Linked DNA regions of Homo sapiens: regions 1, 2 and 3 are each linked to region 4. A link is a contact called in ENCODE Hi-C or POLR2A ChIA-PET data. All regions are on one chromosome and are shown on one strand. Each heading gives the region's core, a stretch centred on a gene start or an enhancer-like site at or near the end of the contact. The rest is flanking DNA. Distances are from core to core; before and after follow the strand shown.

Evidence for each region. A loop is a pair of places that touch in the nucleus more often than their neighbours do. ChIA-PET counts read pairs that join two places held with the same protein, here RNA polymerase II (POLR2A). Pooled maps may share reads with other maps.
Region 1: a loop to region 4 is called in a pooled map, with 3 times the contacts of the local background. The contact joins the enhancer-like site here to the promoter of RPLP1 in region 4. A Hi-C loop is called at or near these places in 5 of 50 pooled maps. POLR2A ChIA-PET finds 5 or more read pairs at or near these places in 4 of 52 experiments (A549, AG04450, H1 and 1 more).
Region 2: a map of natural killer cell shows a loop between it and region 4 (10-fold over the local background). The contact joins the enhancer-like site here to the promoter of RPLP1 in region 4. A Hi-C loop is called at or near these places in 1 of 168 maps with a recorded cell type or tissue (natural killer cell), 1 of 37 single-sample maps with no recorded cell type and 3 of 50 pooled maps. POLR2A ChIA-PET finds 5 or more read pairs at or near these places in 3 of 52 experiments (OCI-LY7, WTC11 and activated naive CD4-positive, alpha-beta T cell).
Region 3: a loop to region 4 is called in a pooled map, with 3 times the contacts of the local background. The contact joins the enhancer-like site here to the promoter of RPLP1 in region 4. A Hi-C loop is called at or near these places in 1 of 168 maps with a recorded cell type or tissue (natural killer cell), 2 of 37 single-sample maps with no recorded cell type and 8 of 50 pooled maps.

Annotation. Positions count from the first base shown.
Region 1 is chr15:70,140,339-70,143,038 of GRCh38, reverse strand. No RefSeq gene overlaps it. Among named protein-coding and RNA genes, the nearest start is that of TLE3, 44 kb to the right of the region's middle. RefSeq lists enhancers at 1,867-1,966, 1,734-2,237. Within about 2 kb of position 1,343, at least 14 of the 41 ENCODE cell types and tissues checked have a DNase peak (open chromatin) inside an H3K27ac peak, as active enhancers do.
Region 2 is chr15:68,794,202-68,796,901 of GRCh38, reverse strand. The region is part of intron 1 of ANP32A (acidic nuclear phosphoprotein 32 family member A); the gene reads left to right. Among named protein-coding and RNA genes, the nearest start is that of MIR4312, 6.4 kb to the left of the region's middle. RefSeq lists enhancers at 1,110-1,682, 1,508-1,757, 2,108-2,317. Within about 2 kb of position 1,386, at least 30 of the 41 ENCODE cell types and tissues checked have a DNase peak (open chromatin) inside an H3K27ac peak, as active enhancers do; they include natural killer cell, where a contact is called at or near this core.
Region 3 is chr15:70,318,188-70,320,887 of GRCh38, reverse strand. No RefSeq gene overlaps it. Among named protein-coding and RNA genes, the nearest start is that of LINC02205, 190 kb to the left of the region's middle. Within about 2 kb of position 1,272, at least 10 of the 41 ENCODE cell types and tissues checked have a DNase peak (open chromatin) inside an H3K27ac peak, as active enhancers do.
Region 4 is chr15:69,451,389-69,454,088 of GRCh38, reverse strand. It overlaps RPLP1 (ribosomal protein lateral stalk subunit P1), which reads right to left and starts at 1,271. Exons shown (of 4, transcript NM_001003.3): 1 at 1,069-1,271; 2 at 368-442. The coding sequence starts at 1,140. RefSeq lists enhancers at 726-835, 986-1,235, 1,516-1,565 and a silencer at 916-965.

The DNA.
Region 1 (2,700 bases), core at 94-2,593, 690 kb before region 4:
ACAAGCAGTTTACTAACTCGAGGGAGAGCAGGGAACTCACATTCTGGGTATCAATGAAATTTATGAGTCATGGATATCACAGGACCCTGTTTTCGTTTGACTTCATTCGCCGCTTCCTTTCTTCGTATTAATTTCTCCCAACAGCCCACTTATCTTCCCTCTTGGAGCCCTGCCCGCCATCGCTTTCCCTGATACATGGTATCTCTAACAGGCTAAAGCACTCAGCGATGCCATTGCTTGAGAGTCGGCTTGCTCAAGCACTCACAAGTTACACTCTGTGGCTAATCAAATGTCAAAACAATCTCCCCCGCGATTTGGAGGAGCTTGGTGACAGGAAGACATTGGCCACTGAGCCATCAGAACAGGCCACGTTTGCTTGGTGGCAGGCAGTGAGACCGGTTTCTGCCGCGTTACATTCCGGGTGGCCGCTTTCCCTGAGAAGCAGCTGCTCTGCAGTTAGTGGGGTTTGGGGTTTGGAATTTGTTTCTTCTTTTCTTTTGAAGGCAGAGAGATACTCCATGCCAAGGGTCAGCAGGGTGGGGGGTGGCGGCGGGGAGGTGGTTGAATTTTTTTCTATGACAAAATGTTGTCAGGTCTCTGAATCATAGCAGCCACAGCGGTGGTTAAAGAGAAGAGATCGCATCTAGGAGCTGGTCTCAGTTCTGCCACAGAGAACACTGGACGAGTCACAGCCACTCTGAACTTCTGTTTCCTCTTCTGGAATATGAGGAAATTGGGTTAAATGGTCCCTGTGGTTCAAGAACCAGAAGATGATTCAACTTGACACCATACCTTACAATTTAAACACTTCTGTGCTTGTTATTTCATTTGATGTTCACAGTAAGCCCATAAGTGAACAGGAGAGGGATTATTATCTCTATTTTATAGCAGTGAAATGACTTGTGGTGGTTATACATCCTGCCCATGACAGAGCTTAGCCTGGGTCATGGGCTGGTGTCCTTCTCCTAGCCCAGGCTTGTCTCAACTCCTCATGCTCACAGGGTAGATTCCTTGAGCCGAACCACCTCCACCTTCAGCGCCACGCGGGAGCTTTTGTTCAAGCCAGAATTCAGGGATCATCCTGTCCACTTCATTTTCTGCTGAAAAAATTGAGCTCCATAGAGGGAAGCAAAAGGGCCTCCCCCGGCTCACACCGCAAAGCGTCCCATTCTCCTGATGTGGAACCACTCCACTCTTCTCGTGGGTCCCATGGGAGTGAAAATGCCTGCATCTTGGGCCTGGGCTAAGGATGGATCTGTCAAAAACAGTGACACTGATAAGTTTTGGGTGCATTTGAGACACCACCACTGTGTCATCATTACCCACACTGCTGTCATGAGGTCTTGAGAAATTGTCACCGGGGTCCTCTTGGGGTCTGATGTGCTAAGAGAGGTCAGGACAGGCTAATCTGTGTCTGCTCCATGCCCCCTCCACATCTACCTGAGCCTTTGAGAGTGCCTAGCTCATTCTCCCTGCTCCTTAAAATCCTCCAAGTTCCACAGCCCCACCTAGACCTCAGAGTGAGTGGTTCACTTTGCGGCACTCAGGCCCACTCAGTGACCACAACAAACACAGCTTGCAGGGTCTGGCTGGCCACAGGTGCTGTCCCTTCTGCCCACCTGGCAAATGCTATCTCTTCTCTCCAGATTTAGCTTGCTGGCCCCCTCTTCCATAGGGCCCCTGAAGAGGCAAGTGCTTCCTTTTCCCACTCCCACGACTGTGCAGAAAGCCTCTGACAAAGCACTTTCACTTTCACATGGTGGCCACTGGTCTCCGAGGCTGTTCTCCTTTTAACTGGCAGCTCAGTGAAGACAGGGGTTGTACTTTGTTTCTCTCAGTATCTTCAGCGCCTAGACCCTGATGGGGCTCAGTGACCTTAGAGGGAGAGGGGATGAGCTTTACATGCTGATCAGGAGCACAGGCCTTGGCAGCAGGCTGGCCTGCACTGAAATCCAGTTCTGCCATTAACCTACATGTCATCCAAACCTCTCTGAGCCTCAGTTTTCAAATCTACAAAATGGGAAGATTGGTACTGCCGGCCTCATCAGGATGAATGGGAAAAACCATGGAAAGAGCTTAGCATATCACAGGCAGTAACCGGGAACTATTGTCATTATCATTGGGGAATTCCCCAAAAGGTTCCTCTGTGAGCTCACAAGAAAGCCCCTGGGTCTCCACGCCGTCTGCAGGAAGCACCCCGGGGATTGGCAGCCCTTCCCTGCCCTGCCTTCTTCTCCAGCTGCAGTCGGAAAACCCCTTTCTCAGGATGCCCCAGACAGGGCCAAGCTGCTTTCCTTCCCCTTGTTGACACAGGGAAGACCTGGCTGCCTGGAGCCTTGACTGGGCCTCCCACTCTTTGAAGTGCAAACACCGAGCTGTGTATTTTGGGCCCCTCTGAAGGGCCGTTTCTGGTGAAATACCAGGTTTTGAAATACTTCACTCCTTGTTTGCATTCGGAAGCCCATACATGCTCAGGTCTCTCAAGGCCTGTATTCAGAGAGGCTGGAGGTAATGTGGGCGAAAGAATCAGACTCTAGTGGGGGAACACAGTGGCCCTCTGCTCTTGGGCTGGGCCTACAGGAGCCACTGGAGGTGGAAGAGGGAGCTCCCTCTCACAGAGTCCACCTCTGGCTGGGAAGAGCAGACGAAGGCATGCAGAGGTATGTCCAGGTGAGCCCAGGGCACAGAGAGCTGGGACCA
Region 2 (2,700 bases), core at 137-2,636, 660 kb after region 4:
CACTCAGGCTCAAAGTGTATGTACCGAGAGAATTTTGAAACTAGAGGGACCTTATTTCTGCACTCAGGCTCTATTGTCCAGTGTATGGACTAGAGGACTAGGAGAAGCCCAGAGAGTGGTAGTGACTTCCCGAAGGTCACACAGCAAGTTAGCGGCAAGGCGGACCAAAGCCCAGGTCATCAGAGTGCCTGACAAGCATTCTGTGCACTACACCTTGGTGCATCTTGGCCCCTTTTCCTTCTCTTCCCTGGTTACTGTTCACACACCACCTGCTGGGACTCTGCTTCCAGTGCCTACCTCTTCAGTCCTCCAGCACCTACCTCTTCAGTCTTCCAGCATCCACTGAAGGTAGGAGGGGAACAACCATGTAGAAAGAGTCGAGTCTGCGGCTGGGTGTGGTGGCTCATGCCTGTAATCCCAACACTTTGGGAGGTGGAGACAGGTGGATCACATGAGGTCAGGAGTTCAAGACCAGCCTGGCCAACATGGTGAAACCCCGTCTCTACTGAACATACAAAATTAGCCAGGTGTGATGGTGGGCGCCTGTAATCCCAGCACTTTGGGAGGCGGAGGCAGGTGGATCACATGAGGTCAGGAGTTGAAGACCAGCCTGACCAACATGGTGAAACCCTGTCTCTCCTGAAAATACAAAATCAGCCAGACGTGGTGGTGGGCGCCTGTAATTCCAGCTACTTGAGAAGCTGAGGCAAGAGAATCGCTTGAATCTGGGTGGCAGAGGTTGCAGTGAGCCGAGATCACGCCACTGCACGCCAGCTTAGGTGACAAGAACGAAACTGTCTCAAAATAAAAAGAGTTGAGTCTGTAAGATTTTCACTGGGTCGTGTACCCTGCCAGTTCTAAAACCTTCATCTCCCCTTTTCCACACTGCAGCTCCCATCCCCCAGCAAAGCTAGACCCAAAACCCCTCCTTCCCTTCTTCAGACCCCAAAACAGTTCCTGCTCCTCTGTGAACACTTTTAAGAGCTATACACGCTCTTAAACCAGACAGGCCTGGGCTAGAGGCTGGGCAGTCAGGGAAGGCTTCCTGCGGGAGGTAGAACTGACAGGTCCTTGATGTGGAGTCTATACCAGCTGGAAGGTAGGAAGGAGGTTTAAGGGGGAGGAAGCAAAGGAACAATATCAGGGAGGGGCCCAGCTAGGATTCACCAGCTAAACAGGCCCATTTGGCAAGCCCAAAACTCAGGTCCTGCAGCCACCCCAGCCTGCGGAGTACTGCCCTGAGTCTGTGTTTCTGGCTGGAGGAACATCTGCGGTGGAACCAGCTCCTCTGCTTTGGTGAAGCAGAAACCCAAGTCCCTCTCACACCCGCGGGAGGAGACAGAGGAAGCCGGTTCCAGGCGGTGCAGGAGCAAGTCACAGGGTTTATGTTAATGCGGGCCCTCCCCGCGCCGGCGGCTTAGCCTATGAGCCGGGGCCCTGGCAGACAGCTTAATTACCGCTGCAGCGCGCCTCAGCTTGTGTTCCTTGGCTCCCTAAAATAATAAGGATGGCGTCACCGACTTCCCCGGGCCATGTGCTCCCCGCCTGCCTTCAGAGCTCTATTGTAGGAAACAAACAACAAAAAAAATCAGAGACGTGGATGCTTTTTTCTTGGGGAGATTTTTTGTTTGTTTTAAAGTAATAGGGGACTCTGCCCCTAGTTAAGGTTTTAAAAGATCTTCTAGAGGTGTGGAGATCTGGGTCTACTACTGTTGAGGCTGCAGAATAGCCTCCTGTTAGCAGAAACTTGAAAGCTACACGAGTGATCTGTTAATTCCATGGTCTTCCACTGGGGATGTGAGTTCTGATGCCTGGTGGTGGTGTGTGCTGCAGGGAAACGAATCGCCCAGCTCACAGTGACTCTGGCCCCAACTTTGGACCTTGCTTCTTCCTCTGAAAAAAGAGAACTGACCTACACCAGAGTTTTGCAGACTGTAGGTCACGTTACACATATTTTGTTCTAAGTAACATAAGAAAGTAATTGCAAGTGTTAAGTTTTGTTTTCAGTTGTGTATGCCTATACACACACAAAAACGTGTGTACTGAGCCACGGTGTAAAATGTAGAAAGCCACTGGCCTAGGAGATCCCTAAGGCCCTTCTAGCTTTCAAAATGTCTAACTTTTCTGTCAGAGCTTTCACTTTTCCCCAACATGGAACCTGACTGATTTCTGCAGGTTTTGCCACACTGGCTGTTCAGCAAAACCATCGATTTTATGGTTAAAACAACAAAATCACAAGCATCTATCACCCCAGTCTAAAACCTTGGTGTCTCAGACAGTTTGGCCTTCTAGCTGAAATGGGATCTGCAACAGGGGATGGCCCATTTAAAAGCTGACCTATTTAAAACCCACGAGCACCAAAAAACACAGGGTCAATTTGATATGAGTCTTCTCTTGTGTGCAAAGACTGGAACCTGAAAACCAAATTAGTCAGGGACTGACAAGGTTGAAACCAAAGCTACAAATATGTATTGAATTCTTGCTCCGTGAAGGAAAAGAAAATCAAGGGTGGTCAGGGTTAGTGTGAAAAACAAAACAAGGTGTGGATGTAAAAATCCAAAGGGGTCGGTTTTAAGCACACCATTCCTGGTTCCCCAACAGGTTAAGAGGCCTCGTATTTACTATAAGGAAGCCGTACAGACAGCTTAGTTGACTCAAATCTGCTAACCTGCCCTTCGTTTCCATTCTTGTGCCTTGACT
Region 3 (2,700 bases), core at 23-2,522, 870 kb before region 4:
ACAGTTGAATTGCTTTCTAAGATCTGAGCCCTGTGCCATTAATTCCTCATCTCTAAAACTCAGCTTAGCTATCCAGGCCATGTAAGCCAGAGAAGAGGGAAGGAATGAAGTCTTCTTGAACCCCTGCAATGCTAGCCAAGTTCTTTCTAAACACTCAGGGCTCAGAACTGCCCCAGGAAGTAGATACTCTCCTCTTTGTTTCACATATGGAGGAACCTGGTTTTCTGACATAGAACTGAAAATAAGGAAGTAAGCAAAACAAGTCTTTAAGGACGCTGAGCAGAGGCCAGAAAGTCACCCGGAGTCTATTATTTACTCTTCCTTTACATTCATTTCTGCCAAGATTTTATTTAGTATCAGGAGAACTGATTTTAAATCCTGGCTCAGCCACTTTCTAGCTGTGTGACCTCAGGAAAGTTAGTGTCTAAGGTGACTAACCAATCCCAAATTGCCCTGGTCTGTCCTGGTTTTAAAACCGCAAATCCCATGTCCTAGGAGATCACTCCATTCTGGGCAAATTAGCACATGTTGGTCACCCTATTCAGTCAATTTTCTCTTTGTGATATCAGGATAACAGTAACCCACCTCACGAGGTTGTTATAATTTTAACTGAGATAATATATTTGGAAGACCTGGCAATGTGCCTGGCACATAGCAGATACACAATTAATGTTCTGTTTAATTTGAAAGCCTAGTTAATTATGACAAATTAGAAAGAAGTCAAAGACTGAGAGGTGGCCATGAGCAGTTTAACTGGAAAACCATTTTTAAAAACACCTAGAAACATAAACGGAGACACATAGTAGAGGGTCGTACCGTGAGGGTCTCAATGTCCTCTGTACTGTGAATATCTCACTGGAGTTCAATGAGCCATGGTAATTGTCGTCCTTGAGTGGGACTCCGCAGGACAGAGGAATAACTAAATCTTCTGCATTATACTATGTGTGATAAGGCAGGGTAAGGTGGGATACATTGTGGAGTAAGTGCCACATGAAATTTAATGAAGTCTTTAGATCTTTAAGCGTAAGTATTCAACCCTCTAACAGGATGGCAACCAACCAGCATGGCAGAGGGAAGGAGGACTGAAGAGGGTCCCAGGAGAGCCTGAGTCTGCAGTCAGCTCACTGCCTAACTATAGACAGATTGTCCTCACAGTTCCGGTCCTGTCTCCTCATCTGTGAAATGGGGAAGAGAAAGTAGACAAGGTGTTGTCTAACAGAAAGGCAACAGAGTGGGGTGGTCAAGAGCACGGATCCACCACCCACTAGCTGTGTGAGCTAGGACAAGCAAGCAAATCCACCCTCTGCACCCTGCTCTCCTGGCCTGTAACCTCGTAGAGATGTTGTGAAGATTTTATGAACTGATGTACTTCCTGGTGCATGTTGAGTTCTCAGTAAGGATCAGTTCTTAAAGTTAGTATCCCTTCTGGGTATCGCACTCCATGACAAAGAGTATCATCTCTTTCTCTCCCCTCATCACCAAGGGTTAATGCAACATAAGCTTTCGCTTGAGTGTTTTGTAAGTTTCTTTTCCCTCCCCAGCCCGCCACATCACTCAGCTGGCTCACGTTGAACTTGAGGCAGACTAAAACCTCCTGATCTTTTTTTATGTGAATTGCAGTCCAGCCAGGTTGCTCTCATCCTGTTCTTGTGCAACTGATTTTTGGAAACTACATTCAAGACATTAGATTTATTGATGCTACATTTCATCTGGTTGCTTTTGACCCAGCATTCTTGACTGTCGAGATCATCTTGAACCTTAATTCTCTCATCCCCTCCAGCTTTGAGTCATCTGCAAATTTAATGCATATGCTTTCCATATCTTCAGATCACGGGCTTAAAAAAGCTATTTTACAGATAAAAATAAAGATAGAGATATAGGCCACTAGATAGATCAAGAGGGATCTTGTATGCCAGGCTGAGCAGTGGGGATTTTATCTTGTGGGAAGCAGGGGCTCTTGATCCTCAATCAGTTTTTAAGCCTTTTCTGAACATACCCACTACAGACGCTCGTATGTTGTCCCTGGATCTCAGAGTGTTTTCACTGATGACAACAAGAGTTCACCCCTCAGCCACCCTAACTGTGGCCTCTTCTAAACTACTGAACTCACCGCGAAGGTCTGAATCCCTTCCTGTCTGTACCACATGCAGCCCCAAGGCCCAGTCCTATTCTCCTCCCTCTTGTTGCTTCCCAAACTGAGGCCACCCCTACTTTGGGGCCTAGCCAAATACCTGTTATCAATCCAAGAAATCAATTCTCTCTCGTTGGTTCAGGAAGGCATGGACCATGATGACTTTATGTGCTTCCCACTCACGTTTCCATTTTTACAGGGGACTTCAGTGTCTGAACTGGAAGGCCAGAGCTGTGGTGGATCTGCTGGTAGCCACCTATAGCTGTCTGGATCTCTGCACTGCCCAGGGCACCACGGGCATGTTATATCACAGCACAGTGCAACCAGCTGGTTCCTGGGCATGACTACAAGTCGTTATGAAAAGGCTGAGGACAAGATGATAGGGAAATGTGAAAAGGAAAATTCTAGAAGTAATTTTCATATAAATTAATTTAAATAACAAAAAAAACAAACATTTAAGTTTCTCCAGGTAATCTGGCAACTCTCTGGTACTGTGCTAACCAGGCAACCATTGGTTAGGGAGCTTCCAAAACTCCGTGTCCACTCCAGGCCCCGCTCCAGCCATCTGG
Region 4 (2,700 bases), core at 22-2,521:
CCACTGCACTCCAGCCTGGGTGACTCCGTCTCAAGAAAAAAAAAAGAAAAAGAAAAAGAATTTGCTTGCAACTTAACATGCGTAGTACCTATCTCCCGAGTGACCCTTTTTGGGAATAAATGACCTGATTCACATTTTTTTTAACCATGGTTTCAGAGCAAAAGGGAAACCAGAGTCTGATAAGGAAACGTAAGACTTGACAAGCTGAAATCTTATTAGCTCCTAGAGATATACATGCAACGAAAAACACCTAGGAGATCCAGCGGCATGTGGGGCGTTATGGCACCGCTGGGGGTACTTTAGCATGTACAACTGCCCTCGTAAATCAGCAGGCCTTACCACAATCACTTTGCCACCATCACCTTACCTTTGCAAACAAGCCAGGCCAAAAAGGCTCAACATTTACACCGGCTGCTTTAATGAGGGCATTGATCTTATCCTCCTACAACAAATAAAAACGTCAATCCATCAAAACGTAGCGTATGTAATATCTCCAAAATGCTGCACGTCACTCAATAAGTGTACATAACATGTTTAACCAGCTCAAATATTCTATCACAAGCAAAAGAGATGTGTGCCAGGCGCCCTGCAATGAGGCGAGCCCATCACTGCTGTTTCACGGGCTGGGACTTGCCTGAGTCACGCGGCTATTTTTAAGTTACAAGACCTGGGAGGTGGAGCCGAGCTCGGGCGCCTTCCTCCACGACCGGGGGAATTCAAGGCAATTACACCGAAAGAGGTCCGAGTAAGTGTCCCTGAGAGAGACGAGGCACGGGTCAGGGTGCCCAAGCACTGCGGAAGAGCTTTTCTACACGAAGGCTCTTGGAGCCGGAGCGCCCAGCCTCAAGCGCACTCCATGCCCGCTGGGCCCGCACGTGGTCCCGGGGGCCCAGGACCTGCCCGGAGAGAGGCCCCAGCCCCGAGGAGCGCCCGCCCTATGCGGCCTGTGTTCGCGGCCTGGCCCCGGCCGGAAGTGCTCAGTCGAACGGCCTGGAGCCGGGAACCGCATGGAGAGCCGAAAGTCACCGCCCACAGGCAGCCCGGCCGCCGGCCCGCGCCCGCACTCACCGTGACTGTCACCTCATCGTCGTGCAGAATGAGGGCCGAGTAGATGCAGGCGAGCTCGGAGACAGAGGCCATGGCGCGGGCGAGTGTAGGGCTGGCGCTGCCGGACGCGGTGCTAGTCGCCGGATGAAGTGAGGGCCTCACCCCAACGCAGCCTTAGCTTCCTCGGAAGGACCGAGCACCTTGGCGGCAGCTGAGGAAAGGGGCTCTCGCGCCTATACGCAGCCTCTTATGTGTCCACGCGGACCAATCGGCGCCCGCACCGGGCGGAAGAGGCGGACCCAGGACCCACTGAAGGCGCCTGCGCACTGCGCCTGATTGGTTCTTACTGTTGAGAAAGTTTCTCAGCGCCTGCAAATACGGTCCCACTTTATTTGGGTAAATTATAGGACCTGAGAACGTTAAAAACACTTTTAGGTTAGGGTTGCCTAGGTATTCGGACTTCGCCTCCGTTGGTTCCATGAGTTGCTTGACTTGGCAGGAGCTCCGCTGTGGCCCTGGTGACATTGTTCGTAATCTCCTGGTTAGGTCGCGGCCTTCCCAGCCGGCGCTGACCCTGAGAGTAAGGGCTGCGTCCCAGCTTGGAGGCCCCTGCTTAGCGCAGGACCTTGGTTGAGATAGGTAGATGTAGGAGGATGAGAGAAACTAACAGCGTTATGCTAGCAGAAGCCGTAGAGCGCTTACTATGTCCCAGGCACTGAGCCACATTCTGCAAGGATTCACGTAATCCTCACACACCAGGAGTTGGATGTTATCTCCATCTTGCATATGGCAAAATTAAGTCTTAGAGCTGGTAAACTAGCCCAAGATTATGTAGTTACCGCGCAGTGGAGCGTGGATTTGGAATCTAGAAGCCTAACTTAGACCCGGTAGCTAACTCAAGATTGCATAGTTCCGCGCGGTGGAGCGTGGAGTTGGAATCCAGAAGCCTAACTTAGACCTGGTAACTAACCGAAGATTGCATAGTGCCGCGCGGTGAGCGTGGAGGTGGAATCCAGAAGTCTAACTTCACTGCCTAGTGCTTGGGGGAAGGAGGGATTATGGGTAAGCTGTCTACAACCCGTTATTTGTTATCTAAACCCAATTTAAATTCCTACCTTCAAAAATGGTCATCTTTGCATTCCTCGTGGAATTTGCTTAGTTTACCGGAAAGTTAGTTCTATGTATATATATCTTTTTTTTTGGTGGGGGGGGGGCACCTTCTTTGTTTAGTCCATCCCATTATTTAATAATCATCTCTGAAGAAACATTTCTGTTGGAATCCACCGATCTAGAGTCCCACTTGGGTCAATCTTAACTACAAACATAAATATTTTCACATCCGGAATTTTTTAAAAAAGCATTTATAAAGCTATCAAACTTTTAAAAAATAAAGCTGTTGAGTTTTCATCCAAATCTAAGCAGCCATTATAGTGGAATTTTGGTCAAGAAAGGTTAAAGCTATTAAAAAATCCAAACATTTCCAAAGCTACAATGAGTCAGTCCAAAATACTGTTTGTCCAGCAGTGTACATAAAAAACTGATCTGCCGGGTGCGGTGGCTCACGCCTGCAATCCCAACCCTTTGGGAGGCTGAGGCGGGTGGATAGCCTGAGGTCAGCAGTTCGAGACCAGCCTGGCCAACATAGTGAAACCT